4 separate regions of the Homo sapiens genome follow, and all the other regions are linked to region 1. The links are chromatin loops, found by intact Hi-C in ENCODE. Cell type or tissue: endothelial cell of umbilical vein. All regions are shown on one strand. Links, peaks and the distances in the headings refer to the core of each region. The heading gives the core; the rest is flanking DNA. Region 1 overlaps TSPAN5 (tetraspanin 5). Region 2 overlaps TSPAN5 (tetraspanin 5). Region 3 overlaps TSPAN5 (tetraspanin 5). Region 4 overlaps TSPAN5 (tetraspanin 5).

Region 1 (8,090 bases), core at 1,724-6,723:
TGTAGAACATTTTCATATCCCAAAAGGAGACCTCATTCCCACCCCCCCCGCAGCCCCTGGCAACCATTAATCTGCTTTCTGTCTCTATGATTTTTGCCTATTCTGTACGTTTCATATAAATAGAAACATACAATATGTGGCCTTTTGTGTACGGCTTGTCACTTAGCATAATGTTTTCCACGTTCATCCATGTTGTAGCATGTATCATTACTTCATTCCTTTCTATACCATTGTATGGGTATACCACAATTTGTTTACCCATTCATCAGGGACAATTATCTGAGCTGTTTCTACTTTGGGGCTATTATGAGTAATGCTGCTATTGAACATTATGCACACTTTCTTTTTTTGAGACAGAGTCTCACTGTGTTGCCCAGGCTGGAATGCAGTGGCACGATCTTGGCTCACTGCAACCTCTGCCTCCCAGGTTCAAATGATTCTCGTGCCTCAGCCTCACAAGTAGCTGGGATTACAGGTGCCCACTACTATGCCTGGCTAATTTCTGTATTTTTCATAGAGACAAATTAGCCTGTTGCCCAGACTGGTCTCGAACTCCTGGCCTCAAGTGATCCACCCGCCTCAGATCCCCAAAGTGCTGGGATTACAGGCATAAACCACTGCATCCAGCCTCATGCACACATTTTATTTGAACACCTGTTTTCAATTCTTTTGGAAATGTATACCTAGGGGTAAAACTGATGAGTCATATGGTAATTCTTTAACTTTTTTGGGGGTCCACCAAAACACTTTCCACAGTGGTTGCGCCATTTTCATTCCCATCAGCAATGTCTGAGGGTTCTCTGGAGGGCTTCAAGCAAATGAGATATTGAGTTGTGCTTAGAAAAAAAGTCATAGAAACCAGCATTCATGAGAGAACATGAGTTCAGTTTTGAACCGATGGGTCTGACATGACTTTTAAAACATTCAAGAGGACATGTCAGGTAGGACAGTCAGTCTGAGGCTTAAAAATGAGGTCAGTCAGCTCTGGAGTTAAACTTTGAGACTCAGCAGGTCATGGGCATGGAAGAGATTCCATGAGAGAAAGTGCAAAGTATAGAAAAGAGGGGCTTCTGAACTTTTAGGAGCTCTGAAAATGAGTGGTGGGACAGAAGAAAACGTGTCTGCAGGAAGGAGTGTGATAAGCAGAATTTAACAAAATTATAATATTGGTGGACTAAGAGGAAGGAGACTGAGCAAAGACAAAAGAGACTCATCATTTTGTAATAAGAAACAGATTTGTAAATGGTCTAAATTGTGACATTTTAACAAAAAAGGATAAACACCATTTTACTTCTTTCTACATTTTTCCTTTTTAAAATTCCTTTCCTTTTTTAGGGGAGGGGAGGGTAGTGGTGGTGGAAAGGAAAGGTTTTAATTCCCTTAGTCTTATGTGTAAGAGGTTAAACTACTTGACCTGTTATCAGAACTGGTGAATAAATGCTTTTCAGACTGGACATCAAACCTATCTAATTTAAAATAGACCTCCCCCAAGGGAACTGCATGAAAAGAATCTGGTCATGTACTTAACAAGTTTCTATTGTTTCATCAAAGGGTCTGAAAGCTGGAGAAGACAGTTGGATGCCACTTCAAAGTATCACTAAGAAATCAACAACGATTAAAGCAGGAGAATCATAATTCCTCCACACACCCTCCCTGCTGACAAGAAGGTATTTAATTAGAGTCCAATCAAAAGATGAGAATCCTATGAATAAACCTGTAATAATATCCTCTGTCCCACTTCAAAATTATAGCTTAAATTATTTTGTTCCTCAAAAGCCATAGTTCCAGAGATTATAAAACTCTCTTTACATATCAATCACGAGTGTAGCTAATCCTTTCAAGTCTACAATGCAAATAATTAAATTTTAACTTTGTAATCATGAGAACAAAGGACTCTTGGGATTAAATAAACATTGCCTTTAGAAGAGTATAGGAAACAGTTTTAGCTCAGGCCGGTGGCCTTTTTGAGATACAACCCATCCCTTACTCCTTTGGTGGCTTTCAACATTAATACAAAATTGGGAAATTTAAAATTCACTGTAATTCATTACAGTGAGTTACTTTATTTGAAAACAACACATGCACACATACATATATACAATTCCATGTTTCCTCTGTATTCACGTACTTTGAAAAGTTCAATTTTATCCATTTACAGAAGAGGTGTCCTCCCAGAGTAAGTTTGGATATTAGTTATTTAAGGTAAGCCTATGTCAGGTGGAAATATGATTGATGTTAGGACCCTATAAATACCTTCTTTTGCTTTATATGAAACTATGAAATTGGTTCTAATTATATTACCAAATTGAATCATATTGAAAAAAAGTAATAAAATCATTGCATTAGTCACAATCAGCCACATTTGCTGGTATTCAGGCCTGGTATTTGACATATATGTTATTCCAAAGCCTTACAAAAACCCAAATAGAAGTTATTACCATCCCTGTTTTACAGACAAAAGTTCAGGGGCAGAAGATCCAAATCTTACCTTTAGAAACACAGAATTGAAATACAAACCTTTAAAAAAAAAAACAAACCACAACGCTAGGACTGCCTCTACCACACTATGCCTTCATGGAACTGTTATGAGAGCTTTTAGAACATTATTGCCAAGTACAGACTAAGTGCAGCATAATGATGAGGAGATAAAGTCAAGAATGAAAGTAATGGTTTCCCAGAGGAAAAAAAAATACGTATTAACATAAGTAACATTTCATTACTAAGAGCTCCATAAGAAGTTACTTGATTTAATCTAGGTTGGGTTTTTCTGTGTTTTTTGTTTGTTTGTTTTGTAGAGGAGGTGTAAAATTTTAGATACGGAGTGATACTCTGTTGTAAAAGCAAGAGCAAAAATTTTACAAAACACTGCTTCCCCACAGTACATAAGAAAAAGTCTTCTCAATGTCCCTGTCCCTAGTTCAGAGAATCAGTATGACGATAGTACTTGGAGAACTATAAGAGCAGTAACTTACATTAATTAGTAGTTAATGGGGTAGAGCCACAAACATTAACTTATTCATTAATTCTCAACATACTTCCCTGAAGCAAGTCTGAGCTTCTCTTTGATAGAGGGAAAGAAAGTCAATGTTACATAAGTGATGGCAGCCTACTTCCAGGAAGTGATCATAAATACACAAGACTAACGCCACACTTAAGACTTTAGATTCCTCCTATACAGAGAGGCATTAATGAACGTATTTTTAGACACAACCAATCCCAAAAAAACCATCATTGAAAATTTGTAGGATTCCAAAAGGCAAAATACGATTTGAAAGCACTGAAACATAATAATGATAATAACAACAACAATAATAGGAAAGGGAGGAGGAGAAAAAGCTAATAATTGTTGAGTGCTTATAATACACCAGACAATTCTGTAAGAGCCCTATGGGCAGTAGTTATTTATGCCTAGTGTTCCATTACTGGAACGCTAAGCATGTGGGAGTTTTTTATACCCTTCTGCTCAAGGTGGTTGCCAAGGTCTGATTGCAAAAATTCAAAAAATTGCAACCTCAGACATAAATGGATTAACTCTCAATCCTTACAATGAGCTTGTGAAGCAGGTATTATTTCCCGCTTATAAGGAAATGAAGGTGATGTGAGTTGCCCAGTCACACTGATAGTTCCGAGCAGAATTTGGAGCCACTTTGGTTCCAAAGCCCATGAAACTGACCAAGATTTTACCCAGTTAATCAAGGTAAGACTTATTTTCATGTTCAACTCAAGATTACCCATGCAAGATTGACGTTACTTCACCAAAGAGAAAAAACAAAAGTCTGTTATGTTTTGCCCTTTACATATTTCCAGGGCCAGAGGGCCAAACCCCTTCCTTCCTGTGAACCTCTGGTGCAATGAAATGTCAAGCCAGATCTGGTCCACTCTAAAATACGACTCACTTGCTATTACTATCTTTAAATGGCTTCATCCGACCTACTCCCTGAAACCAATTTCCTCTTGAATACATTTAATTGCTTCTTTATGAATGAACCCTATTAGTAGCATTTATTCATTCCTTCTGAAAACCACGTTTAAAAGCAAGAAAATAGTATGTCAGAGTAGTATGTTTATTTCATCAAATACACATCTTCTCTTGGAAAAAAAAAAATCACTTTGCTTATTAGATCTTTCTGTGCCAGGTAAGTTTTAAGAGAAAATTTATACTACCACATATTTTTAAGTTGAGTACTATGTTTATGAGAAATAAAGCAATGAGTGGAAACACTTCATAACTAAGTATCTCTAAAGGATTTTCCATAAACCAATTATTCACTCATTCCTCACTTGTTACTATATTTATCAACATCAACATGTTGTTCAAGGACCATCCACATGAGAATCACCTGGGGCTGGCTGTTGACAACACAGGTGAGATCTAATGAATGCTGGTTTCCCAGTGAAGAAATCTGCATCACTCACGAACAGCCCAGGTACATGCTGGTTTCCCAGTGAAGAAATCTGCATCACTCACGAACAGCCCAGGTACATCTTATGTATTCTAAAGGTTGAAGACCACTGAGTCCCCTTTATGTGCTAATAGGACAAACAGATACACAAAGGGCTTATCATAACCTCCCATAATTGATCTTAAATTGATCTCTCTGCTTCTAACCTTGACCCCATCCCTACATACCTGCTTATTCCGTAAACAACAAAAGGATTTTTAAGGCATAAGTCAGATCATGTAACTTCTCTGCTCAAAATTCCCCCAGAGTTTCTCATCTCCCTCAGTGGCAACAAGCCTAGAATAATCTCCCTGCTCTGCCTTTCTGACTCATTTCCTACCACTCTCCTCTCCCCTCCTGCTTGGCTCCAGCCACCAGACCGCCTCCTCCTCACCCCTGGCCCACCTGGTGCAGCAGAACCTTCACCCCTACAGGCTCCCTCTGCCGGGACCGCTTTCCTGCAGCTAGCCCCACAGCCTGTTCCTTCCCTTCCTTGGGGTTCCTGCTCCACAATCACTAGTGTGGGAGGCCTTCCCTGGCCACTTTATCAAGAACCTGCCCATCCCTTTTCCTGCCTGATTCGATCCTCTTTAGCGTTTATCACTATCTAATGATCTAATGTACTTGCTGTTTTACTTATTTTTTCTTGTTGGTTATCTGTTACCCTCCACTAAAATGTAAGCTTCATGAGAGCAGGTTTTTTTTTTTTTTTTTTTTTTGGTCTGCTTTGTTCTTAAATGTATCCCATTTGGCACGTAATAGACATCAAAAAATATTTACTGGCTAAAAGGATGAATGAATATCATCAATGCTCCAAAAAAGGGTACTTGATTAATGAAGCATTGTAAGAGAGAGCAACCAGCTTGGGGTAGGGGGCAGAGCGCCTAGCTCTCCTCGTGGCAGGTAACACTAGTGGGGTTTTCAAGGAAGGACAGAAAACATCTCCTAAGAAAAGGAAGGACATTCTACACATCAGCTGGCCTGTAATTAAAAGTGTCAGTGTCATGAAAGATGAAGGAAGAATGAAGAATGCTTCTAGAATGAAGGAGACTGGAAAGATATGACAGCTGGGTATGAGTGATCCTGAACCGGATCCTTTTGCTATAAAGGACGTTACTGGGATAACTGGAGAAAACTGAAGGGATTTTATCAGTGAAGGTTTATAGGAGTTCTTATTTTAGTATTTTTGCCATTTTCCTGTAAGTGTGAAGTTGTTTCAAAAGGAAAAAAAAAACACAAAAGGAACCAGAATAACACGAGTAAATGCAATGCATCAAATGATCTGTGAATAAAATGCCCACTGAATAAAACAGGGAAAAACAACAACTATTTCTTCCAAATGTTCCTATTTCCCTTACTCCCCCATTCCTCCATGAAAAACTTTGGGCCTGTATCATCTTGGCTTAGAGTCAGCCAAATACGGTCATTCTTCTTTAAGTATAAATGCAAATAAACCCCCTGGATTTCAGTGGGAACACAGCATGCAGCAGAACATTTGTGTGTATAAACTCTGTAGTAAATGACATCTCTCTTCTCCCTACAGAGTAGAAGCTTGATCTCCATGAATTGCTGTAACTCAAAACATACTTTTTACACAAAAATAATGATGGGGTTGAAAATAGAAAAAGTAAATCTTTGGACTGGACTGCTGTTGTGAGCCAAAGAGAATGATTAAATATAAAACAAGAGGGAAAAAAACAACAGCACTAGGTTATAAAAGAACAGATTGACATAGATTTTTTGAAACTGGAAGTTACAGGCAACATGCCTAGAATTTAGATAACAGTATTAAGGACTGAACACTCATCCAAACATCTACAGCTCCCCTGACAGGTCAAATTCCATTACAACAAACACCAGTGCAATAATAATCTGAGTAATCCAAAGCATTCCTGGTTAACGACCTCCTTAACTCAAGCAGTATGCAATATCTAACACCATTCCCCATTTTAAACACAAAAGTACAAACGTAAATACAGCAAGTGATTGTTCACTGTACAAAAGGACTCATCAGAAGTCTCCATAATAAGGTATAAGGGTTTTTTTCAACATCTAGACTAGTGTTTGTGGGGCCATTTTTTAAATACAGAAAAAAAAATTAACTTACATGCAACTTTTGAAGGACATGTCTAGATACAGTGGACCCAAAATGTTAACAGCAACTGAAAGCAAGCACAAGTTTAACATGACAACAGGAGCATCTATAGATTGACTCATGTACCTCCCAAGTCCCCTACTTTCCTCTGTAATGTGGGGTACACCACACTGCCTGGTATTGGTTTAATTTGAATTTTCTTCCAAATTATTAAAGTTGACAAATTCTCATTTTTTAAATATGAAGTTCCAGCCTCTCCTGGAAAATGGTTAGATCTGGCAACACAGGTACAGATTCCTGGGTCAACCAACAGCTAATGGAAACCAGCTCCCTGATAGGCATGGCAGAAGCATTGCTGACCCCTTTACCACACTCCCCATCACTCCCTATTGCATTCCCAGCACCCTTAATGGCTTATTTTCTGCCTGGTCCTTCTAAGCATAGGAATCTGCAACACCAGCTTTTAAAACAACTAAAACAAACAAACAAAAATTACTACTCAACTTGCTGATATATCAAAACTGAGCTGTATCATACATTGTCCTATGATACATTGTACATTGCAGAGAGAAGGCATGCTAAGTTAATATTATGGATAAATTACTTTAAGATTTCTCTAAATGACATTCTCACAAGCATCCCTGGCAAAAGGCAACATCTATAATCTTTAACTGAAAACACTTTGCTTTGGAAATGGGAATGCTTTGAATGTACCTTAGCTTATCAAAGCATAAATTTACTTGTTTTTAAATGAGTTCAAAACTAGCCATCATAGTTATTTATGTATATGTTACTGCAATTAAATAAAAAGGAAAAAATGCTTATAAACACACACATATTATCCTGAAACAGAAACAATAAGCATAATTACTCTAAAGTGGCAAAGAATGGATAATTTGTCTATGAACTATTTCACAGTCTTTGAGTTGTACTGTGTATTACACATAACCAGAATATCTTCAGTCTCAAAAAGACTATTTCTGAGCACACAACCAAGATTGCAGGCAAGTCACACAACCCCTCTGTGCCTCGATGTCCTCATCAGAATAATGTGAAAAATAATAGTGCAGACATCTTAAAGGGTTACTGGGAGGATTAAATGAGCTGATACATACAAACAGCACTTATAACACTGCCTACCACTATTGCCCAACCTTGTATCAATCGACACACTAGCCTAAAATGCTGATAAATTACGTTCTCCTAATGCAAACATTCTCATCTCTGCTCTGGTTTGCAGAATGAAGCAGTCTCCTGGTCTTTTATCCAAAGCACACTCCAGTATTATTAATTTAAGTTGCTGCTAAATCTCAAAAGTCATTAATAAAATGTAGTGATTTCTCAAATGGTTTATGGTCAGCCACTCTAAGAGGTACTTAATAGAAAAGAATTAGCTCAAAGCTGGTATCCAGATGATTTATCAAAACAACTATCAGGTTTAAAGAAAATCCCCAGGGCAGTAAAAACCCAGCATTCAAAAAACACCAATGAAGAAAAAGACTGTTGCTATTCACAAAGGTACAGACTGTTAGTGAGTGAATAAATGGAAGAAT
Region 2 (8,090 bases), core at 1,319-6,318, 100 kb before region 1:
AGGCTGAGTGGGAGGATCGCTTGAGCCCAGGAGTTCAAGGTTACATTGAGGTATGATCACGTCACTGCATTCTAGCCTGAGTGAGACAGTGAGTCTGTTAGAAAGGAAAGGAAAGGAAAAACAAGAGGAAAGGCAAGGAAAAAAATGAATGGATGAAGGGGAATGTCCTGGGAGGTGAAGAAAAGAGTGCAGTCTAAGAAAACGTCCCAGTTTTTAGCTTAAACAACTTGGCAGGCTTTTGGTGTCATTTACAAAGTTAGGAATACTAGAAGTGGAGAATATTTGGAGAGAAATATCAGTTTTAGATTTCAGTTTTAGGCGTTATTACCAAGACAGATGTCAGACACTGATGTGGAAAGATTCTGACTCTTGCACAAGGAAATCTGGGGGCTGGACAGCAGTTGGCTCTAGAGTCAAACTTAGCTTAGCATTCAGGTTCCACCATTACTGGCTGTGTGACCTCAGACAAGTAATTTAACTTGTCAGTCCTCTACTTCTTCCTCTACAAAACACAGAGACAAGTGGAATCTATCTCGTGGGGTCATTGGGAAGACTAAATGAGATAACGCATGTGCTCAAATAACGTGCTTAAAGTGTGTGGCACATGAAAAGGTGCCTGGCATATGCCTGGCTCAATAAATAACTGACTGTGGTTATCATTAAGGCTACATATAGTCTGGAGGAAAGAGGATCAAGGCATTGTCTTAGAGAGCATGAAGATGTATGGGGCAGTGTACAGAGGGGACCAAAAGGGGAGATTCAGAAGAATTAGATAAAAGGGCAGCAGGAAACCAAGAAAGAGGTGCCACCAAAGCCCATAGAGCAATTACACATTAAGTAGGGGAAGGGGCCAGCTCTACTAAGCAAAGGGGTGGCAACAGTGGAGACTGTTTGTGTTCCGTTAAGTGAAAATTAAAACATAGAGCAACAAGAAAGCATTAAAAAAGTAACTTCCCTCAACTCAAATGAGTCCAGCATGACCACCAGACACTGGGCATTGTGTGGCTAGGTAAGATGAGTTGGGAGGCACGGAAACTGCCAAAAAGGAACTCAGGACTGGCCTGGGGGCACCTCTGTAATATCTGGAAATATCCGTTACCTTACGTAGGAGACAAAAGGGAGGCAGTGTTACACAATGTGTTCCAAAGACCATCAGACGGGGAGTCAGGAGCCCCCAGGTGTAGTGGCGAGCTGCAGAGTAACTGTGTGTGACCTTGGTCAAGTCACTGAATGATAGTCTCCTCAAGTGTAAATGGGTAATAACACCTGCTGCAATGTCACAAGACTGTGACTGTCAAACACAGGGAAGACATTTGGAAAAGAATATGTTGCATAGATACAGGATAAATTAAAATACCACCTTTTATCCATTTCTTAAAATAACAGAGATATAACGCTGCAGTTATGGCTGTGTCATCTGGTACCTGCACTGCCTTTAGAAGGCAGCACAGATTAGCCATTCATGGAATCGGTACTTATCTGGTGCCTATTTCCAGAAGAGTTTGTGTGGGGAGACAATTCTCACATCTACACTTTTTTGGGGGGCAGGGTGGGGGGGATAGAGTCTCGCTCTGTCGCCCAGGCTGGAGTGCAGTGGCGCAATCTCGGCTCACTGCAACCTCCACCTCCCCGGTTCAAGCGATTCTCCTGCCTCAGCCTCCTGAGTAGCTGGGATTACAGGTGCGTGCCACCACGCCTGGCTAATTTTTGTATTTTTAGTAGAGACAGGGTTTCACCATGTTGGTCAGGCGGGTCTTGAACTCCTGACTTCGTGATCCACCTGCCTCGGCTTCCCAAAGCACTGAGATTACAGGTGTGAGCCACCTTATCAGCAAGGCACTGACATTACAAGTGAGTCCTTCGTTACTATCTTTTCAAGAAAATTTGAACAGCAGATAGCCTTGAAAGATTCAGTGTTTCTTTACAGAGCAAGGGTCAGGGAGACTTACTGCCCATTATAAAAGATCGGAGTTCCCTAAGTTCAGGGTTCCTCTCCTAGAATACAACTCACTATGTATCACCTGGCCCTCTCTGCACCACCCTGTAAGAATTAGGGCTCAGGGAAAGTGTACAAAAATATTGATCCTCTGGTTCCTGGCATTGCTGTGATTAATAAAGTCCTATGTGTCTGCCCCAGCAGTGTGATGCCTTCTGCCAGGATTTGTGACACTGTGGCAGGATAACTTGTTTGCTGGCATGCAGGGTGAAATCTCAGACCCTTCACAGTCCTTGACACTCAGTGTTATTGTTCCACAGAAGAGTTTGGTGTCTTAGATTGTTCTCCAGCCCCCTGGCTTGCTTCAGCTTGCCCTGTGGGATGTCAGCACCATCAGAGCTGAGGAGGCTGCTGAGATATTAATAGCTATTTTTAAAACACTTATCACAAATGCTCTCTCTATGCCTATATATCTGTGTGTGTTTTTGAATTTTATTTTGTTTTTGTGGGTTCTGTTTTTTTTGTTTGTTTCACTGATGAAATCTTTCTTTTCTAAGAAACACAGGACATTTATACATTTAAAGAGAGGAAAAGTGACTGTTATTAAACAGATGTCTGTGCTACAGTCAATATATCATTCTTTCATTTTAAAGTGTTCTAATTTAACTGTAAATATTAAAAGTTCCTAAGAAATAACTCCATGTTTCAGGTACATTTTAGTAAACATCTTGCCTTTGAAATAATTGAAATGCCAGGAGAATGTAACTTCAAAGCTTCAGACATTGTACAGAATGAGCTGAATGGTGTTTCCTACACTTACACGCTCCCGTGGCCTATGTGCCCAACCCCCACATTAGGCAAATCCACTACAGAAAACTATACTCAGAGTACACTGACTTCTTGTTAGAATTCAGAAAGCTTCTTTAAAATGAAACCTGATTGATAACATTAGCAACAAAGTCATCCAAGAAGTCATCTCTGAGAACCTCAAGTCCACGCTGAAACAGGAAGTGAATTTTCTCCTGGTGGGCCTTTTGAAATAAACGCTCCATCTTAAAAATGCCAGGACCCTTCTTAATAGCTATCATAGAAGTTATACCTCCGATCAAATCAACCATTTACAAAAAGAATGATGACAGGTGCCTTCACTTCAAGCTCTGTTTTCATATTTCCATACCCATGTTTAAAATCCCCTTAATAGTTGCACTGAACTGACGTCATCTTTCTGATGCTTTATAAATTCAATCAAAACCTAAAACATCTTGAGAGATGAATGCAGGATGCATGGGGCATAATCAGGAGATCCCAATCCATTGATTATCATGTGAAAGAAGGCACAGAGGCAATTAGTCCTTTGTTGTGGATGACAAATAACCTCCACATAAAATGTTCTATACACTGAGGCATCTTTGATCCATCTTACTGGCTCAGTGACTCACAAAGGAGGAAGGAGGGGGGATGTCTGAAAACAAAAGGGCAGCCTGACGACACCATTTAGTTATTTATTCTGTATGTTCAGCTCAGTTTTTCCTCTTTCCAACTTTTCATGATACTATAAAAAGAAATGGAATGGATTCCTTTCAACCAAGAACATCAGCACTGCATACTAAGAAGTAAAGTACTGGCTTAACACAGAGCCCACAGAAGCCACCGAATATCATCCTCTCTCCTTAGTTAGGTATTTTTTACAAGGAAAATGGGTTTTGACAAATCATTCTTTTATATGTTCTTTTATATAAGACTTTAATGCACAGACTCTTGGAAATTAATTTACATATAAGACAAACTATTCACAGCTTCAGGAGAGAAGGCTGGGTTCTCAACAAGCACTGCCTTGGAAACTATCCATGTGTGTGCACTCTGGAATTTTCCTTTTCTGTTAGAATTGTTTGGAAGAGTCTCCTGATGAACAACAGCATGAGGGATGTGAATAAGCGTCCCTTATTTCCTCTGGTTTAAAGACATCCATAACTTTTTGTTCTCTGAATAAAAGTGGCATGACATTAAAGTGAGTTGAAGATATAAAAGCATGTGCTAGAGATCAGCAAGCTTCTAAAATGATTTACTAATTCAGATGAATATTAAAAAATCAACATGGAAATAAAAATTATGGTTTTTTTTTGAGACAGAGTCTCCGTCTGTTGCCCAGGCTGGAGTGCAGAGGCGCGTGCTCGGCTCACTGCAACCTCTGCCTCCCGGGTTCAAGTGATTCTTTTGCCTCAGCCTCTTGAATAGCTGGGATTACAGGTGTGCACCACCACACCTGGCTAATTTTTGTATTTTTTAGTAGAGACAAGGTTTCGCCATGTTGGCCAGGCTGGTCAACATGAACTCTTGGCCTCAAGTGATCCACCTGCCTCGGCCTCCCAAAGTGCTGGGATTACAGGCATAAGCCACCGTGCCCAGCTTTTATCTTTAAAAATTAAGAGGACTGCTAATTTCCTGAAGTTAAAACAGAAAGTATAAAGGGACCATACAAATTATAAATAGTGACACAGCCAAATGAGCCTGACCTCTGATGACAAACCTTGGTTCAAATCTGGGCCCCAGCATTTAATGGATGTGGCCTGGGCAAGCTGACACTCTCAATTTTCTCTCCCATAAATACAGACTATTGCCTAGCATTCACATAGCATTGATATGAGGATCAATGAGTTAAGGTATGTGTTTTATGTATAGTAGGCACTCAATAAACACACTATTATTGCCATTAAAAGTGTAATTAAAAAGTCTCTTACCTAAGCACAATATAAGGTCACTTTTCAGATAACAAAAAGAAACTATCACATCATCTGTGCATTATTCAGTTAATCTAGCAGATTTGTATCAGAACCGAAATAGCATATACTATGGGGAAAAAAGATTGCAAAGAGGACCTAAAATCCTTTTTTCCTTTTGCAAGAAACTTCTTTTCATTTTTGATACAAGATTTCATTTAAAGCTGTTTAACCAGAGAGGGTCGCCATGGGAAAGTAAACCGCTGACAGAATATATTAGGTTCACATTAATTTACAGTGGTAGCATAATGCTTATGAAAAATAAGCTGGCTGGAAGCCCACAGTTTGCCCTTGAGCCTCAGTCAGCAGGGAAGTTTTGTGCAATATGATTAGTAAATGAGGAGACCCTAGGTGATTAATTAGTGCTCCATGTCAATCCTATCAGACAGGCTTTCAGCCAGTAACGTAAATAAGCCACCTGATTTTAAACTTCCTCCTCTTAAAACTGACGTCCATGTGAGCATGACTTTGTCAAACACTTAAATATTGAAGGAAGATTTCCTCCAAATCTCCTTTAAGATAAATCCTGCTTCCTTTGACACACACTTTAGCTCTGGTAAATGGCAGACTAGATGGGAAAGAATCTAAATAAGGAAGCTTGTCTGAGAATTCTGAGTACTGAATTAACAAAACTCATTTCATAAGTCCCTATTAACTGTTCAATGCTCAAAAGAGAAAAATCTGACTATGAATAGATTTACTGCCTACACCTGTGTACCAGTCAGTAACTTTTCCCAGACTTTACTATGCAGTTATGTTTTTAAAAATCTTTTTACTGTGTGTCATTAAATTGTTAATGATCTGTTTTTTATCTATAATTTCCTAGATATTTCTGATATGTATTTTATCAAGGTATTGTCCCAAGAGAGATGTTTCTATGGCCAGGTCTGTTAGTTTACGTAGCTGCACAGTCACTTCTCTGGTATCTATTACTATTTCAGTCAAGCTTCTTAAATTAGATTTAAAAGGGAAAGAAACAGCTTTCCTAAATTAAATCAGTTCCTTTAAATGAGGTTGACCCTTGAGTAGGTAATTTGTGTAAACATAAAATGGGTCCTGCTCTTCCTAAAATCTTATCACTAGGTTCTCAAAACTGGGCTCCAAATGTGAGATGTGGTGTACAGCAGGTCTTCGAGAAATGTCATTTTGTTCAATGTCGTTTCCTTCAGTAACATTGATGAGAGGCCGGGGCCATTGTGCAGAGTTTGCACATTTGCCCCACGTCTGCATGGGTTTTCTTTGGGTACTCTGGTTTCCTCCCACATCCCAAAGATGTGTGCATTAGGTGAACCGAACTGAAGTGTCCACACGGTCCCTGTCTGAGTGAGTGTGGATGTGTGATGGAATGGTGTCCTGTCTAGGGTGGGTCCCTGCCTTGTGCCCTGATATGCCAGGACAGACTCCAGCCACTCTCAACCCTGAACTAAAATCATGGAATCATTGAGTAAATAATTATTTTGTTTTTATTAATCCTTTCTCTTGTTTTCGAGACAGAGTCTTGCTCTGTCCCCCAGGCTGGAGTGCAGTGGTGAGATCTCGGCTCACTGCAACCTCCACCTCCTGAGTTCTGTATATATAGCTCACATTTATTTCAATGTTTAATATTAAAAGTGTTTTGAATCTTTACTTAGTTTGCTGATGTTTTTGTGACCAGAAATATGTCCTAGCAACTTCAACTTTTGTCTGTATCAAGTAGCCTATGGTAAAATTAGATTTCTTATACATACATGTCATTTTGCTTAAAGTCACAGTTTCCAAATAGATGATCTTAAGTGAGGACTTACTGTATCTGTATAATTAAGATATAAGTATTCCATTCTTGTCTGTATACTATTTTCTCATTGTAGATGAAAGGCTCTATATGAATAAAATACTGCATATAAATATACTCACATATAGAATCTACAGATCACCGTGTACATACACAGAAACATCAAAGGTGTCCTAGGCTATAAAGTGCAGGTCTCATAGGCTAAAATCATTAACTGTTACATGCTGCAAAGGTCCAAGGTTTAAAGATATCAGGCTGGGTCTCATCAGAAAGGAGGCTGATTTTTGCTCAAACACCGTTAGAACTGAAAGGAACCTCTGAGGCCCAACAAAGTCAAGTCAGGAAACAGGAAAATTGAGAATCTCCATTTAGAAGCCAGAATACCAATCTCAACCTAATGTCATTCTTTTTCACATACACAAGAAATCCAAGGCAGGCCAGGTGAAAACATCTGAACTAGATAGTAGTCATGGCGAGAGGCAACCCGCTCCCAAGGGTAAACACACAAACTCTAATTCTACGGCTTTCAAATGTCAGCACAAAGGTAAGGAAGCATCCAAGACACCAGGCAATTTCCTAACAAATACCTCTGAGGGCTTCAGTGGGCAGGACATCTTGCTATGTTCACAGGTTGATAAATGATGGCACAATGGAGTTCATGCCCTGATGGTACTTATCATCTCACCATAGAGATAAGTTATGAATCAATAATGAACCTAAATGCCAATTTGCAGTAAATGCCATAAATGAGACTGAGAAAAAATAAGTTCAGAGAAGGCCACCAGATGCCAAGATGAGGGAAGATTTCATGAGGGGGTACAGGTCTCAAGGGGGGTGGAGGATAGAATTCTAAGAAATGGAGATGGAAGGCCTTCTAGACCACTGTTTTTTAAACAGGTTGCAACTTGCTTGATATCACAGTTTAATGGCCATTTTCTTCCTCAATGAAATGGAATAGAATGCTATAGCATGTGGCAAGATAAAGTACTATTTCATGAAGCTTTTTAGCCTCATGTAAATTGTATTGGTTGTTCTGCTTCATGAAAAATGAAGAGTGAGGTTTTGTATTTGGCTGGAAAATAAGAACTCAGTTATGAGGTGATTCCAAGGCAGCATCTAAAACATAGCATCAAAGAATCTGGATTTTGTACTGTTTTTTGCCTTTTTAAAGCTTTATTGACATCGACTGTGCTTAGTATCTCACACACATGATCTCACTTAATTGTAACCACCACTCTTTGAGTTGGGTATTATTACCTCCATTATAGAGGAGGCAAGTGAGAATCAGACAGGTTATATAACCAGCCCATAAAATGAAGCCAGGTCTTTTGAATCCAAAGCTCATAATGTTAAAAAGGACACAAAAGAAAATTATGAAATGATCAGAGCTGGGCTTTAGGAATATTAATCTTGCACCTTCAAAGAGTTACACTGAATAGACATTAGACAACTATATCATTAGAGAGGTTTCTTTTGATCACTCAATTTAGATATAAAATCAATTTAAATACACTCCAAATTCTAGGCAAAAATCACACCCAAACCAAGAGTTAAAACTGCTCTTAACGACCCTAAAAATATTTCAGTGAAGGTTCTTATTTCTCAA
Region 3 (8,090 bases), core at 1,711-6,710, 120 kb before region 1:
AATCAGAATTTTCCCAGGTGGCATGGTGGGGCAAAAGGACAGTCTGCCTTAGCAGAAGGAATAGAGGGAGGAGGTTGATCAAAATGTATAGCTGAAATCAAGCTGGGCGGAATGGGGAAGATGCTAGATAGAGGCTCTGGAGTGATCTCAGCAGGTGGACAGGTGGGCTGAAATATCACTGTGTCATTGTGGAATCCTGCAACTGCCTATGAAAATCAGCCATAGGTGAGGTGGATGGGGTAACCAGTTGGGTCTGCAACCTACTTGGGACTCTCAGTGAGCTGCAGACACCGTGATCTACAGTGGATCCCAAGCTAGATTGATGAGGGGAGAAAGGACGCAATCCAGCCACACTCTCTACAGCCCCTAAAGCTTCCTCTCCATGGTGCAGAAAAGACACCAGAGCGGGGCCAGATGAGCACCAACAAAATGGACAAGGGGCTCCAGCCCACATCCTGTGAGGACCACCTAGAGAGAAGCAGATGTTTAGCCTGGAAACTCAGAAGGAACCAGGCCCTCACCCTGACATACCTCCCGGGCTAACATGTGGAAAGACTTATTCTGTGGGATCCAACAGGGTAGATCCAGAATCAATGAGTGAAAACTAGTGGGACATGATTCTAATTCGGTGGAATGAAGGTCTTTCCAACAGGAAGGGCAACCTAAAGAGACAGAAATGCTGAGCACTTTGCTGTGGGAACCATTAAACATATATACACCCCTAAGTAGCATTTATTGCAGTGTATTATTTTAGGTATATGCACACACCCTTCCTACAACTGGATAAACTCCATGAAGACTGAAACTAGGTCACTTCATCCACATTTCCCTAGAATTCAGCACAAGCCCTGCCCATGCTATGTGCTCAATAAATGTTATCTGAATGAATGAGTTGACTGTCACTGGATGTTGTCAAGGGTGTTGTGGAGGTGATTCATGTCACATAATTGTTAATGTTCCTTCCAAACAGCAGATCCTATGATCTCTGAACAATTGCACATAAATCAGCTTCCCTTGGAGACACTCATCCTTTGCATTTTTACAGTTGATTTAAAACTCAGACAAAATGAATTCTTTAAATTATTATGTCTAATGTTGAACTGCAATATTAGCCCTAGGTTTAAAACTCAGACTGATATTAAGTATGGGGTAATCATTTTTGCTTTCAATGCTTCTGTACTTCACATGAATATGCTGAAAGTCCTATCTGCTAAGAAAATGTGTTTCTTCCAGTGGAAATCTCATCCTTCCAGCTATGATCCAGTTTGGGGATTTACCCTCCAGGCCTCTTACAAGTAAATGTCGCCACATCTGGGTCTAGGGGATGTACTGATTCATGGGCTGATGGTGTCAGCTCAGCAGGTGCAGTGTTCACCACACTGTCTACCAGGCTGGGGTTCACCTTGAAAACTTACTCCAGCAGAGGCCTGGCCGAACTCAGAAATTAACCCAAAGGGCTTTGAGAGAGCAGTCTCTGCAGTTACCAAGGAGATCAACACACTTCACATCCTCCTCAAGAGACCACAAAACAAACCCAATTCTCTGGTCCATGGATTGGAGCCTGAAACTCTCCTAAAATTTGAGGCTGCCTTTCAAAACTACCTTTGTGCTCTTGCCCCATATTAAGAGTGGACAGCCTATGGTCATGTGTCCAGGGGAGGGAGCCATGTCTCCAGTGGGCATCTGCCTTAGAGCAGACACTGTGCTGAGGGAGGTCTCATTTAATCTTCACAACAATTCTATAAGGTGAGAACAGTATACCTATTGCCAAACAAGGAAATGGCATCTCAGAGAAGTTAACTCAGTTGGCCAACATCACACAGATGAGATGTGTGTATTCCACACATGTCAAATACTGGAGGAGCCAGTATTTGAACTCAGGTCTGTTTACCCCTGTCTTAGTCGGCTGTATAACACTGATCATAAACTGGGTGACTTAAACAACAAACATCTACTTCTCATAGTTCTGGATGCTGGGAAGTCCATGATCAAGGCGCCAAGATTTGGTGTCCAGTGAGGGCTTTCTTCCTGGCTATGTCCTTACCTGGCAGACAGAGAAATAATCTCTCTTGTCTCTTCTGTTATCAGAAGGGCATTAATAACCCTATTCATGATGGCTCTGCCCTCATGACCTAATTACCTCCCCGCCAAAGCTTCACCTCCAAATATCATTACATTGGGGATGAGGGCCTCAGCATATGAATTTGGCAGGGTGGGGAGACACAAATATTCAGTCCATAGCAAAGCCACAAAGCTGTGCTCTTTTCCCACCCAGCAACCAGAGTGATCTTAAAAAAAAAGTCATATTAGACTTTTCAAAATGCTCCAGTGGCTTCCCCTTGTACCTAGAATATATCCAAACTTCTTGCAGGACTCTGCCCAGTCTGGCCTCTACCTGGCAACACAACCCACCTCTTCTTGTCCTTGCTTTCTCCCTTCTAGGCCTACTGGCCTTCTTGTTGTTCCCTGGAGTCACCAAAGTCCCTGCCTCAGGGCCACTGCACTTGCTCTTCCCTCTTCCTAGAATGTTCTTCCCCCATACCCTGCAGATCCTTCTTCCTTCATCCAGGTCTCTGCTCCCATGCCACCTCCTTAGAGAGGCTGTTGGCAACTACTTCATCTAAAAGAGACTCCTTTTCCCACCACTCTCTAACTTGATGTTTCCTGCCAGAACTTACCAGTATCTGGACAAACATACTTGGGCAGTAACTGCTTCTCATTGGTGACCCACCAGAATGCAAGCTCCATGAGGCATGGACTCTGCATCCCTCATTGTCGTATTCCCCACACTCAGGCCCCAGACACATGGCCAGCACTCACCAAACTGGGCTGGTGCACGGCTAACACCCGCTTCACCCTCTGCTGCCTCTATTTGTTCCCTGCTTATGGAGTTCTGCTACATGGAGCTGGGTGACCTTGGCCAGGTTAACTTCGGATCTCAAGAGAAATCTTGATGGTGGCCCTTACAAAAAAGGAACTGCTATTTCATCCCTCCCTAAAGACCGCATCAACCCCTTGCTCTGATATTTGTATGACACTGCCAGTTTTAGAAGTTTGTGATTTTATCAGAGAAGAGACATTTGAGGCAACTGATGAAACAAAAAGATAATTATATTTCATAAAGAGAAAATTAAAAAACTTCAAAATTACCAACTGCTGTTTATTGCTAGAACAGATAATTAGTTCATTTAATGCCTTCCAGCATTTTTTCAAAGCAGATAGAAATGGACTCTTATTAAAGGAGTTATAAAAAGCTGTGTTATCTGGCATCTAACCAACTTCCCAGATTCCACAAATTTCCAAGTTCACAATAGGCTTGAGGCAAAAGTTAACCATAATCCAAGACAAGATCAACCGATATTCAATGTAAAAGTTTCTAGAGATGAAATTATCTCTGTTTTGGGAACTTAATTTGTCTCCCCTCATACATAATCACTGCCCTGCCTCAAAACTCCAGGTAGCCTCAGTTACTCTTGTTGCTAAAAAGTAGTTTGTTTTCCATAAAACATTTTACATTCTGTAGAAGAATTTTGTAAATAAATACAGGATGGTTCATTTGCAAAACTCAGGATTTGCTTTGAGTTTTGTTTTATATGGTCTGTCTGAACATTGTTTTAGTTGTGGAAATGCCTACTGGCCTCTGAGGGGCTTTTGTTGACTGGACCTTCCCAGTTTTTCTCTCCTTTCTTAATGCATTTACCACTTCAAAGGAACTCTCAGCTTCAGGCCAGGGTCAGGCTAGAGGGTGAAACACCTACGGGATCAAAGAATGGTCTTCTGGGAAATTTTAAGCTAGATTTTAGTTTATGGCAGCTTTTAACCATTCTATACATCCCCTTGTCCTTACGTGGGAGATAATAAAGCTTTTGTGTATAGCCAGATACAAGGATAGATGAAATGCTGCAGGTGATTTCACTTGCAAAGAAGGAAGGAAAAAAGCTGGGAGGAGGGGGCGGGTGTTTATATTCACTGTTGAATTCCACTGGTGGCCTCAGTAGGGGGAGCTGTAGAGAAAAATTAGAAGGTGCGATGGGAAGGAGAGGTGTGGACACAGGGGGTGTCTGCATGAGTGCGTTGCTTAGAGCAGAAACTGCCCAGAACATTGTATCTTCACTGTCACATAGATTACTCTGTATTTCCAGATTTTCCTTTTATTATACTGTATTTGATCATAAACTGAATATTTCTTAATACTTGCCACCAGCAGCCAAACATTCCCATTATTTACATTAATGATGAGTGTATTTGATACTCAAACATGAAGTTATATCCCACTTCCTTCAATCCACATGCTAATAGTTGTTTACCACATAACACACTAAAAAAAATCGTTTTTATCTTGAGTTATCTTCCAAAGAGTTGAAGAAAAAAAGCAGAAGAGAAAAAAAGGCTACAGGTGGTTTAGTGATATTTATAATCATTACTGGAATTCTTGTGCCTGAGTGAGAAAATATCCCATAGGAACATCGATCTTTGGCTAACTGATCAAATTCCAAGGTATATTCTCTGTTGAGCACGTGTATTGTTACTTCAGTAATTATTTTGATGCAGTCATCAATTTAGGCACAATTCCTAAAGTGTCTTTGAGAGTATGACATTAATCTTCCACCAACACTTTTTCTTGTTAAAGAGCCATGTTTATACTCTGTGGTTGTCAAAGAGAAAGGGGGATAATACATAATATGATGTGCAGCCTCTAACAACCACGATGTGTGCATTGTCATGATATTCAACTTACTTTTTCATTCCATGCCCACAGTCCAATTCCAAGAAATGTTATTCCCAAAAACTGAAAAAGAAAGAAAGCAGTGTAAATATAAGGGAAAATGCCGCTAATATAAAGAAGAAACTTTTCAATCAATTCTTTTGTCACTTTACCTGGCTGGGAAATAGCTTTTCCTAAAGTGTGAGCACTTATCTTTACCAGGAAAATAAATACCATAATCCCCCTACTTAAAATTTTTACAGCATTAAGAAGGGCTGGAGACACACAGTTGGTTAGAAGTCATTCAGATTATGAAGAGTAATAATTAGGTAGAATCCTGAGTACACTGAAATTATCAATAACATTTAATATGCTGCCTTTTAGGGTAGGGGAGGAAACGGATTCCCCATGGATCTGAGGCCTGTGGTCACTAGAAAATGGATAAGCAGAGGCATTAACTTAGAGGAACTGGGATCTTCTCTTCAGTATTGAGCCATTACAAATGGGCCAGGTCAGCGAGGGGCATGTAGAGCCTTGGATGTCCCTCTTTGATCATGCCTTCCAAAGGTAACAAGAATCTTATCAATGTAACCCAAAGAAAATTCCTAAGTTCTGTTTTCAGAAACTTCGATTGTGTAAATTTTAGTTCAGAGGACCTCCCACCACCCTTCTTGGTTTTGACTCAGTTCCACAACTTCATGCATACACAGAGTATACAACACATGGGACTGAGTTACGCATTCAGCCCTAAGGCAGAGGCACATCTCATACATACCCACAAATCTCACCGTTCTGTCAATTAGCTGTGTTGAGGACTGGGGGAATGCCAGGAGAGGAACAGGTGATAACCAGGAGGGCTTTCCATTTTACTGTTTTTCTTTTTTTTTTTTTTTTTTTTGAGATGGGGTTTTACTCTCTCACACAGGCTGGAGTGCAGTGGCTCAATCACAGTTCACTGCAGCCTCAACTACCCAGGCTTAACCGAGCCTCCTGCCTCAGCCTTCCAAGTAGCTGGGACCATAGGCGCATGCCACCATGCCTGGCTAATTTTTCAATTATTTGTAGAGACAAGGCCTCACTATATTGCCCAGGCTAGTCTCACACTACTGGGCTCAAGCAATCCTCCCGCCTCGGCCTCTCAAAATGCTGAGATTATAGGTGTGAGCCACCACTCCCGGACTAGGGCTTTCCATTTTAATTAATTCTCACTGTATTCCATCTGCTATAAGATACATATATTTTCCCCACATTTGAACACATCTGAAATTGGGATGTATCTTAAAATCCATGGTATCTCATAATTTTTTCCCCCTTGATATAGAAAACAATGGAGTGTTTTGTAACTGGGGCGACACAGACTTGATGACACATTGTACAGAGCTGTCCACCCACTAAAAATCCAATGATCAGGACTGTGTGTAATTGGCCATGAGTAAAGATATGCTTCATCTTTATTATCAATAGCAACTCTCAATTTCCTTTCCAAACACTGAAAAGAGACAAGAAGTTTCAGTGTGATGGCAGCACACCGTTTATTTTACTAACATCTTGATTAAGTTAATGTGAGGAAAGTGGTCCACTGAGAGGGGTATGCAGAGAAAAAAATGAGTGAGAGTGGTTATTTTTTACAGTTCCAGGGAAATCCGAGACCTGCCCACTGGGCAAGGGCTTCACTGTTCTCAGCAGGGAGTTCCTGATACTTTGTAAGCAATCACTAATAAATCCAAACGGGACTTGGACAGATGGCAGGAGCAGAAAGAAAAGGGGACTGACAAAAGACAATTAGCTGCTCCGAAAACATAGTGGTGTTTTTAAAAAGCAGACCTTCCCGAAGCTCTCGACACTCATCTGACATTGAAGCAAGACAACACACAATACATTCTGAGCCCTATACAGAAAATCATGTCCTTGATTTGGCAAGAACTGAAGACCCCTTTCTTCCTACCCCTTGCTCTTATAGGGGACTCCTTGGAAAGTGTTCAGAAAGATTTCTCGTTTTACTATCCCAACTGAAAAACCGTGCTCAGCCCTGGTCAGAGAGCTATTTCATTTTACATTTCAGATCCAAAACAAGTGAATCTCCAAAAGACTCAAAGGTACTTAGGACTCTGTAGCACAAAAGTAAAACAATTCAGCATGTTACTCTCATATTTATAGGTGCTGGGCAAAAGAGAACGACCACTGACAAGTGAGTGTACAGGCTCCCATGAGACCTAGGAAGCACAGAAGCACAGAGTTAAGGCTTTGACTTCAACCCATTGACATCAAACACAACCCAGTGAAATGGCTGACTTTCCAATGCTGAAGCTCCTCATGGACAAATGTTTGGTTATTTTCCCTGACGCAGTATTCACTGTCCCTCCTGCTGCTGATGGTGTGGACATGTTCCTGCCGAAGGCCTCTGCTTGATCGCTAAGATTTGTTTTTATTACTTTCCAGGCATCATGCTTAGTGCTTTGTGTGCAATGTCTCTTTAAAGCTTCACAACAATTTTACTCTGAAATAGGCGCTCTTATTATCCCCTTTTTAGGAAAGAGGAAAATGAGGTTTAGAGAGTTTAAATAACTTGCTCAGAGGCACATAGCTTCTAAGCAGAGGAGCAGAGACTTGAACAAGAGAAATACATGTTCTTAGCAGTCCTGATAAATTCCCCTTTGCTCCCATGATATAAAAAGTTGAGGCATTCAGGCTGGAATTACATGGTACATGATCAGCATATCATATATTCCTCCCCCAGCAAGCAAAGGGGTGTGGAAAAGGTAAAGAGAGATAAAAACCTTGCCTTCACATAAGAACTGGCTGTGGAACAGAAATTCCCCACTTTGGTGTCCACAATGGAGTTAAGCAAAAGAACAGAGAAATTCAATGGTGGGTCCACATTCTCCTTTTTAAATAAAGTTTTCGTCTCTCCTCTTGGCACTTTGAGACAACTTTTTTCATTCACGAGCCATATAAATAGCTTGGAAACCAATGGTTTTCCATAAAGAGGAGAGAGAAAAAAAGTAGGGATTTAAAGAAGACTCACAGACAATTTCCTTTATAATCTTGCTCCCATATTTCCTGCTTTGACTGTGACTTTCCAAACAAGGGTTTAAGAACTGGGAAAGAACACAATTTGAAGTTAAGGGAAACACTCAATACCTAAGCAAGCAAGTGGTGCAAGCCTGGGCCTCAACTTGATACATACCTTCAGTGCTACATCACTAGCAAATGTCCTCCCAATTATTCTCAGACCATATGTTTTGTTTTAAAATCAAGTTGTTCCAGTTCCCAATAATTAAACAGAGAAGAGCCAAAAAACAGAGACAGGCATGCAATACTTGAGGCACATTCAGTTTCCCCTTCCCACCTCCCAAAGAAAAGACAACCATAAACCACGAAACTG
Region 4 (8,090 bases), core at 1,436-6,435, 140 kb before region 1:
TTATTTTTAAGCCAAACTGAACCTAAATGGCCCATATAAAATCTTCCAAATTAATTAGGGCTGAAGGTTTGTAGGGATGTGTTGGCACGTGATTTAAACAACTGATGAGACCTGTGGTGTTAGGTGGAAGAAGGGCAGAGCAGCTGTACAGCAGGGCTCAGTTAGAACAAGATCTGTTTGGCTTGGGCACGTCATTCTAGAAGGAGAAACAAGAACATTCTAGAAGGGTAAATAAGACACTAACGACAGTGGTAGTGACTGAAGGAGGCAACTGGGGTTATGGGTGGGCTAACTATAGCTTACTTTTTCAAAGTTTTGATCTCTACATTCTAATAGTTTTTTTAAAGATCTGTTTTGTTTTATGGAGCGCAGGGAGACCCCCTGAAACTATTGCTATGGAATAAAAGATGAAATGCTCCTGATTACTGGAAATACAAAATTGCATGCAGGATTGTGTAAAGACAATGCCAGGTTGGACTGCCAGAATGAGCCAACAGTGCGTGATGTGCTTCCCCCTGCAGAGAGCCTATGAATGGACGTGCAGTCAGGGAGGTTTCACATCACCAAGATTCCTATCCCAGAAAAGCAGATGTTCATAGCTCTGGGAATAGAATGCGACCTTTGTGGAGAGCCTATAAACAGACACATGAGGGGCACCTGTCCATATGTATAAGACAGGGCTATAAATGCCCTCATCTTGCCACGGCTCTTCTAGACCTCTTTAGGGTTAAGGCATACTCCCTTCTGAGAATTTCTGGTCTAACTGGTTGTGTAGCTTCACGTCCTGTTTCTATGGATTGTTTGTAACTGGCTTTTGCTGCAACTGTTACTGCTGACTAATATCTTGCTAATCATAGGTTGTGGAAAGACTGTGTTTCTGTTTTAAGGCTCTGTTAGAAATTACTGAAGCACACACTATATTGTAAATTCTTATCCCTGTATACTGTACTTTTGCATACAGATGTTATGTTAAAGAATTACTTCATCCCCATGTGACCATCTCACCTCATAATCAAATGACCTAAATCCCTCACTAACCTACCCCCACCCTCACTAAACTTAATAATAAATTCTGGTATATCCAGTGCATTGTTGGCACTGCGTGACCAGAAGGCGGTGACCCCCCTGGACCCAGCTTTCACTATCTTGTGTGTGTCTATTATTTCTCGACCTGCCGATCCGCCTGGGAACAGAGAGATCCCTGTTGCATTGCAGGCTGCTGGCCAGATCCCGCAATAATGGAGGTATAACTGACATACAATAAATTGCACATTTTAAAGTATACAATTTGATAAATTTTGACATCTGTATACATCACAAAAATGTCACCACAATCAATGGATATATAGTTGATATATCCATTACCACCAAAAATTTTAGAGGTTAACTTTTCATCATATTTGTTTCTACTCTGAGTTTGTTTAAAAACAAGTGCATGTGTTTTACATTTTCAACTTTAAAAAGTCAGTCTTCCAATTAAAATATATTAAAACAAGCGGTTAAATTCAGTGGTTCTTAAATGGGGCCGGAGTCAAAGGCTACTACACAAGCCCCTTCCTCACTTCCCTGGGATGCACTTTCTCTACTTCTCTGAGTTAAATAAATATCAAGTCTCAACCATTTGAAGACCTTCCGGACCAACAGCTACTTCTAAACATTACATTCCATGATGCAAAAAGAAAATCACATGAAACTGTAGTATTTCCGTTTAAAGCACACAGCATCCCAAGACAACATGGTCCTTCCAGGGCTTGGGTCATGCATTTCGAGGTGTGTCCACAAAGCTCCATCAATGTGTCATGCAAACTAGTCAGGAATAATGCCAGGAAAGGGATTATTAGGGAGCCTGCACCCATTAGGACCTAATAAAACAGTGAAGTCGGCTGAGGACATGAATCAGGGCTTAATTTCCCACTTAAGGGGCAGCTTACTCCAGGACGAAATGTTGCTGCCACTGAACAAAACCACATAACCCTGCTCAGTCCTGAGTGCCTAAGGAAGGGGATGGCCTCCCTCATAAAGAGTGTCAACATGGCTGCTGCCTCCCTTCATCACAGGCAGACAACTATCCAACCCCAAGAAGGCTACCGTTCACTGGGCTTCTGCTTGCCCTCCGGTCCTGCCATATACATGAATGCCACAGACACCGCTGTCCAAGTCCAAGCTCAGCCTACCCGACTTTTCAGTGCAGGTATATAAAGACCTGCAAGTTTGTAGGACCCTAACACCTTAGCCTAATATAAAAACATGTATGTCTCATTAGTGTCATAATATCCCTGTGAGTTAGACAGTAGCTAGTATTATTTCCATTTTGCTATTGGGGAAATAGGTCAAGGTCCTGTGAGCCCAGGGTCCCTTATCAGATTTTGGCACTAGACCTGTGTCTTTTGGTCCCTTGCATTCTGAGTGAAACGGGACATCTGCTGCTTTGCTGGCACTGAAAGAGCCATTTCACAGGCATGCTCAGAGACGGGAGGGAGTGGCCTGGACTCCAATGCTCAGGGATAGGAGAGAGTGGCCCGGATTCCACTGCACAGATTCTTCACTTGTTAGAAGCCACTAGGACTTAGGAGTTTCTAAGCTTTTGCTTTTAACTGCATGTGCAATAATAATATTTGGATAGGCACATTTTAGGAACTTTGTGGCAAATTATTCTGTTGATAAGTAGATTATTATGAGCTGTGAAATATCAAGGATTACCAAAAAAGGGGGCAAGGGATAAGAAAGAATCCATATTTAATAACCAAAGAAAACTTTAAACCCGGAGCAAAACAATGTTCCTCAAATGCAAATAGGAAAGGACAGCCATGATTATAACGTTTTGCTCAAGCATTTTCTTCTTTGTTCCTCTAACTTAACAGAAGTTGAAACAAGTGAAAATAGGAAATTTCCATTTAGAATACAAATCCTGTAAGTCACAGAGCAAGTCGGAAAATAATAAACAAACAAACAAACACCCATGCAGAATAGTCAGGTAGTTTCCAGCTGGCAGATGCAGAAACCAGGAGGGATGAAATTCACTGGGGTCATCGTTCAGAGAACTTTCAACTTGAAAACAAACCACTTTAAACTTACATATTCCTGGGTGAAGTCTATGAGGTTTTGCAAATCAATGTCATCCCGATATGCTCTGATGTTGTTGTTTATAAAGAAATACAGCTGGTCTTTGATCCAGTCTTTGAAAACAAATGCTAGAACTCCGGCAGTGAGCTCCAGGAAGAAAATAATTCCCAGGAACACAGAAAACTAAGATAAAAGACACATACACAGAGAACAGTTATAAGGGCTATTTTGATCATATATAGCTAAATGGTTCCTCTCTAAACAGGTTTGTAATTACATTGGATTGTTACACATCTCCAAAGCAGATAATCTTCAGTTTCTGCTGATTCATTAATAGAATATTACACTCCAAGAAAGGACTTTTAAAAATCATTTTATAATCACATTTTAGGGTCTCTAGTGTTCCATTTGATAATTAACCAACAAAGCCCATAAGCAAACATGGATAATAAGGATTTCTCATTAGACCCACATTAAGGCCTAATTAATTTCTCATGATTAATGTACTGCCAGATGCTTGTAACAATGACCTGCCCCTATCTCTAGTAAGCTTCTGTAACTTGAAAGATAGATTATTCCAATATTTTAAGATCGCCTGTCACTTGTTACTGTGGCCTTGATTCTCTATGCAATATATTCCTTTTATGGATTCAGACACCATTTTAATTCTCTTTTGCACCTGCTATACAGGGTAAAATAACAGATGTGTTCATCTTAGATGAAGGGGTCAAAGAGGAAGTAGTGGGGTGGGCAGTGACCGCGAAATGAAAGTTATTTCCCATCATAAAAACAAAATGAAACCCCTGAGTTGAGGGCTTTCCTGGGAATGCTAGCTGTGCTTGCCTTCCTCTAGGAAGCATGGGCCCCAGCAACATTTTAAGTGACATCAAAATGCAGCCAAGGGGAGACTTCCGCTTAATGTAGACAACAGGGGTTTTAAAAGAGGGGCTCAAGACCATGAGGCAACGTGGTAACTGCCCGTAACTCTGGAGAAATTCCCCTTCCATCTAGAAGACTCAGAAGAGTCTCAGCTTAGTCATATCGACTTACTGCTCACGCCCACTGTTTTTTCCACCTCCTACCATCCTGTATTCTTAACCTTCTCAAACTTTGTTGTTAAAATAGATTATGAGAAATGAGCTGTGAAGGACCAGAGGGTACAGTGCGGGTAAATTTCTGGTGACAACAGCAGAGAGGGTGACATGGGCCACAACTGCTGGGCAGAGGTCCTGAAGGCCACATGCAGAAGAACAGTGAGCAGCTGAGGAGGCAGGGGGTGCTCAGGTGGTCTGCGGTTCTATCTTCAGCAAGCAGACAAGGAGCTGCCAGCCAAGAGAAAAATGTATTGGGGAGGGGTGCAAAGGAAACAGCAGTTACTCATTAAAAGAACAAAAGACAAACAATGTTTATTCATTCAGCAAACATCTACTGAATGACCCACAATGAGTCAGGCCCTGAGGTAGGTGGGCTTTGCAGAAACAAGGATGAGTAAGAACAAGGGGTATCCTTGCCTTCGAAGATGTCCCAGTCTTATGTGATTAGGGAGGCTAGGCAGGGAGTGGGTATCTGCAGACATTAGATGTCTGTAGATCTGGCAGTATTTGTCTAGGGTGCCAAGTACTGCTCTGTGAGGGTGGGCACGGGAGGAGGAGTGGAAGGTGGAAATAAGTGTTTGGCAAAGTTTTTGGACTCCCAGGTTAAGGCCCCAATTCTAGACCCTCCAGCTCAGCCCTTCAGGTTTCCCTAGAGTTCCTGATTATATATCCTTCAGGAATTCGCCAGAAATGGAATTTAAACAGTTCTTAATTATCATCAGTGATGCCAATAATTTCAATTTAAACTTTCCCCAATCTAGAAAAATGAACAGAAAAAATATCACACCACTTCTGCTCAATGCCTACCCTACAGTGTAAATAACGCCCTGCCCTGTATTAGGCCCCACCTTAAGCATGTAAATATGAATTATGAATTATCACAGTACAGAAATGACAAAATTATAGCTAGCATGCATGAGCATACACAGGAAACACCAAGTCAGGGAAAGATTTTAATTCAGTTTTTGTTCTCACCTCCATAAAAGTTAAGTGCATTTTCCAGTTCCCCTGGTAAATTTTCTCTTCATGTTACATATTATACATACCAAAAATTGAGTCCAAATTCAATTCATATAAAATATTTGGCAGATACCTACATGCCCCAAGCCCTGTTGAGCTAATTTCCTCTATTTCCAAAGGTGCAGACACTGACTCACAGGCTTCACCCTAGAGCCTCGGTCAACCAAGAAGGTCTATTTCCATTTTGCAGTATCTTAGTTCCTAGATTTTCCCTCAGCAAGTCTCCTAGGGGAATCAGATCTTTAGAGCTATTTGGAGTCCTGTGGACGTTTACTTACTACTTATCTCATACCTTCTGTTCGAAGATTATTCCAGGCAAGTTTTTATTGTTTGTCCTAAATGGAGAGAGGCCATTTAAGATATTTTCCAAGTCTTAAAAGCCAAGAAACAACACAATTCTCTTCATTTCCAACATGAGACTTTATAAATTAAGGTGCTGATTTAGAGAAATGTGTAGTTTTCTGCCTGTTCAGTTAACACTGGACTCTTCAACTGTAAGAAATGATAAACTATATTAAAGGGGCCACCACTATAAATGAAACTATATTAAAGTAAATCACAATTAAGGGGACTGAGCAGGTGCAGTGGCTCATGCCTGTAATCCCAGCATTCTGGGAGGCTGAGCAAGGTGGATCACTTGAGGTCCGGAGTTCAAGACCAGCCTGGCCAACATGGTGAAACCCCATCTTTACTTAAAAAAAAAAAATACAATTCAGAGGATCCCAGCCAGGTATGGTGGCTCACGCCTGTAATCCCAGCACTTTGGGAGGCTGAGGCGGGTGGATCACCTGAGGTCGGGAGTTTGAGACCAGCCTGGCCAACATGGTGAAACCCCATCTCTACTAAAAATGAAAAAATTAGCCAGGCACGGTGGTAGGCTCCTGTAATCCCAGCTACCCGGGAGGCTGAGGCAGGAGAATCGCTTGAATCCAGGAGGCAGAGGTTGCAGTGAGCCGAGATCACACCATTGCACTCCAGCCTGGGCAACAAGAGTGAAACTCCATCTAAAAAAAAAAAAAAAAGGATCCCACATTTTGGGGCATGGAGGCCGAAACTGATGAAATAGTGGCAACAGATGAGTATGACCAGGACCCAATCAGGCTACAGGAAAGCTGGCAAGGTGAGCTGAGCACTGGAGCACTGAGATGCCTCAAGCCAAGAAGACTGGCAGGTTGGCAGGTGGCAATCAGGGACAGAGCTCTCCTGGGGGCTCCCCAGGTTTCTGACTAGGTGAAGAATGAAGCATTTGGTTGTGTGTGTATGAGAGAGGGAGGGAGAGAGAGAGAGACACTGTGTGTGTGTGTGTGGCAAAGGAAGGATCTGGCAGATAAGGCAGATGGAGTCTTAGGAAACTAGCTACAGCCACTGTGGTCCCATGTATCCACAAGAGAGAACCAGCTGCTTGTGAACTTATCTGTAAGACCAGGTACCCCTCGGTTCTCCTTGTTAGAATAAGTCATGCTAATTTTCAGGTTAAATAGCCTCCAAAAACTTCTCCGAGACAGAGCTGCTCAGAAATGGGCTGCCCTGGGTGGGGCACACCGTGTACCCTCTTCTCAGGGATGTTTAAGAAAAGACGCTGGAGGATGATGTGGCAGAAATGCTGGGGAAGAGAATCACACATTACATGACTATTGGGCTACTTCTTGGATATGCTTTTTTTTTTTTTTTTTTTTTTTAATGAGAATGTCCCTGGATGATGATGTGTCAACAAAAGTTGGGAATAACTGTGGTAACAGGAAATATTACACTACAACTGTTCTCTAGAAATCTCCACCATCCCCATCCTTCCTCAGCAAATGAAGGTGGGTGCTTTGGATCCTTTCTCTGTTCTTAGAAAGGGGAATGGATGCTTCGTATAGAGAGCTATGATTCAGACGCCCATCAGAGTGCCAAGCTCCATGCTGACAGGCACATTTGGCTACATTCAACAACCCTATATAAGATACATAAACGGCACATGCCATTTTCTTCTCCTTTGAAACGAGTCTCCAACGCAAAGGCTTTCACTTTTCATTCTCTATTTTAACTTTAAATACCAGTGAACCCCCTGGTGAAACCTCTCCTCTACAAACATTCACTCAGACAGTGATCACGCCAACCGCACCACATCTAAAAATTACAAAGGAGAACTTTGTACCAGCTAAGGACAAAGAAGCTTTACCTTTTACTGTTTCTCCATATTTAGCAAAACCTACTGCTTAACAGATTTAATCTGGACAGGCCACAGTCACTGTGCTTTTGCCTGGTTTCTCCAAACCAACAGCCTGCACAGCTCCCCACTTACTATGTGCATTAAAACGGTGGGAAGGAATCACTTAGAAGAAAATATATATATATACCTACCTTAGTCCTAAAGATATCTTAGGGAATGGAATCCAAGTCTGTGATATATATGCACAAAACCTCCATGGATGGCATGGTGGGGTGGTGGGGGTGGTGTTGTACTTATTAAGGAGGCACAACTGGGAATCAGGGCTAGAGAGCTCTCTCAAAAGAAAATAATGACCTGGGCCCTACTTTGGCCAGTGCCTTTGGTACAGCTCACTGTCTTGCCTGTAGATAGGGTGACCTCCTGATGGAAGGTAAAGTTTTGGCTCTCAATCTGAGAGTAGAGAGTGGAATACTTACAAACTTGAGAAGGAAAGTGTTTTCCCGTAGCGCTCCAATGCACCCTGCAAATCCCAAAATGAACATCACTCCTCCCACCACAAGGAAGAGCCAAACTGGGTCAAAGCCGCCGAGATCGGTGATGGAAGAGATGTTGGACAGAACTCCCTGGGAGCAGAAAAGAACACACAACAAGGCACGGGGATGTGGGGTCAGTTTTCCAACATGTAAAGATTATTGCATTTGTCCTTTCCCCTCCCAAAGAAAACCTTCAGAGGGCATCTGATTATCAGGTATGTGATT

The links. Hi-C counts contacts between places; a loop is a spot of excess contacts. Peaks named below come from ENCODE experiments on the same cell type or tissue, not always from the same donor. Only the 100,000 strongest peaks of a DNase experiment are listed, where the experiment ranks them.
Region 2: a loop joins it to region 1, with 6 times the contacts of the local background. A loop is called at or near these places in 3 of 110 quality-filtered maps.
Region 3: a loop joins it to region 1, with 2.5 times the contacts of the local background. A loop is called at or near these places in 3 of 110 quality-filtered maps.
Region 4: it touches region 1 in a loop (2.7-fold over the local background); 3 of 110 quality-filtered maps call a loop at or near these places.

Annotation. Positions count from the first base shown.
Region 1 is chr4:98,621,748-98,629,837 of GRCh38, forward strand. The region is part of intron 1 of TSPAN5 (tetraspanin 5); the gene reads right to left. Among named protein-coding and RNA genes, the nearest start is that of TSPAN5, 33 kb to the right of the region's middle. In endothelial cell of umbilical vein, for the core only: no CTCF peak of the experiment used is centred there; DNase peaks (open chromatin) are centred at 4,044, 4,754 and 6,294; H3K27ac peaks cover 3,274 bases.
Region 2 is chr4:98,519,395-98,527,484 of GRCh38, forward strand. All of the region lies in intron 1 of TSPAN5 (tetraspanin 5), which reads right to left. Among named protein-coding and RNA genes, the nearest start is that of TSPAN5, 140 kb to the right of the region's middle. In endothelial cell of umbilical vein, for the core only: no CTCF peak of the experiment used is centred there; DNase peaks (open chromatin) are centred at 3,407, 3,787 and 5,087; H3K27ac peaks cover 3,501 bases.
Region 3 is chr4:98,502,940-98,511,029 of GRCh38, forward strand. It overlaps TSPAN5 (tetraspanin 5), which reads right to left. Exons shown (of 8, transcript NM_005723.4): 2 at 4,739-4,789. Among named protein-coding and RNA genes, the nearest start is that of TSPAN5, 150 kb to the right of the region's middle. In endothelial cell of umbilical vein, for the core only: a CTCF peak has its summit at 3,979 (motif pointing right); no DNase peak of the experiment used is centred there.
Region 4 is chr4:98,478,930-98,487,019 of GRCh38, forward strand. It overlaps TSPAN5 (tetraspanin 5), which reads right to left. Exons shown (of 8, transcript NM_005723.4): 3 at 7,809-7,955; 4 at 3,076-3,246. Among named protein-coding and RNA genes, the nearest start is that of TSPAN5, 180 kb to the right of the region's middle. In endothelial cell of umbilical vein, for the core only: no CTCF peak of the experiment used is centred there; a DNase peak (open chromatin) is centred at 4,452; H3K27ac peaks cover 1,117 bases.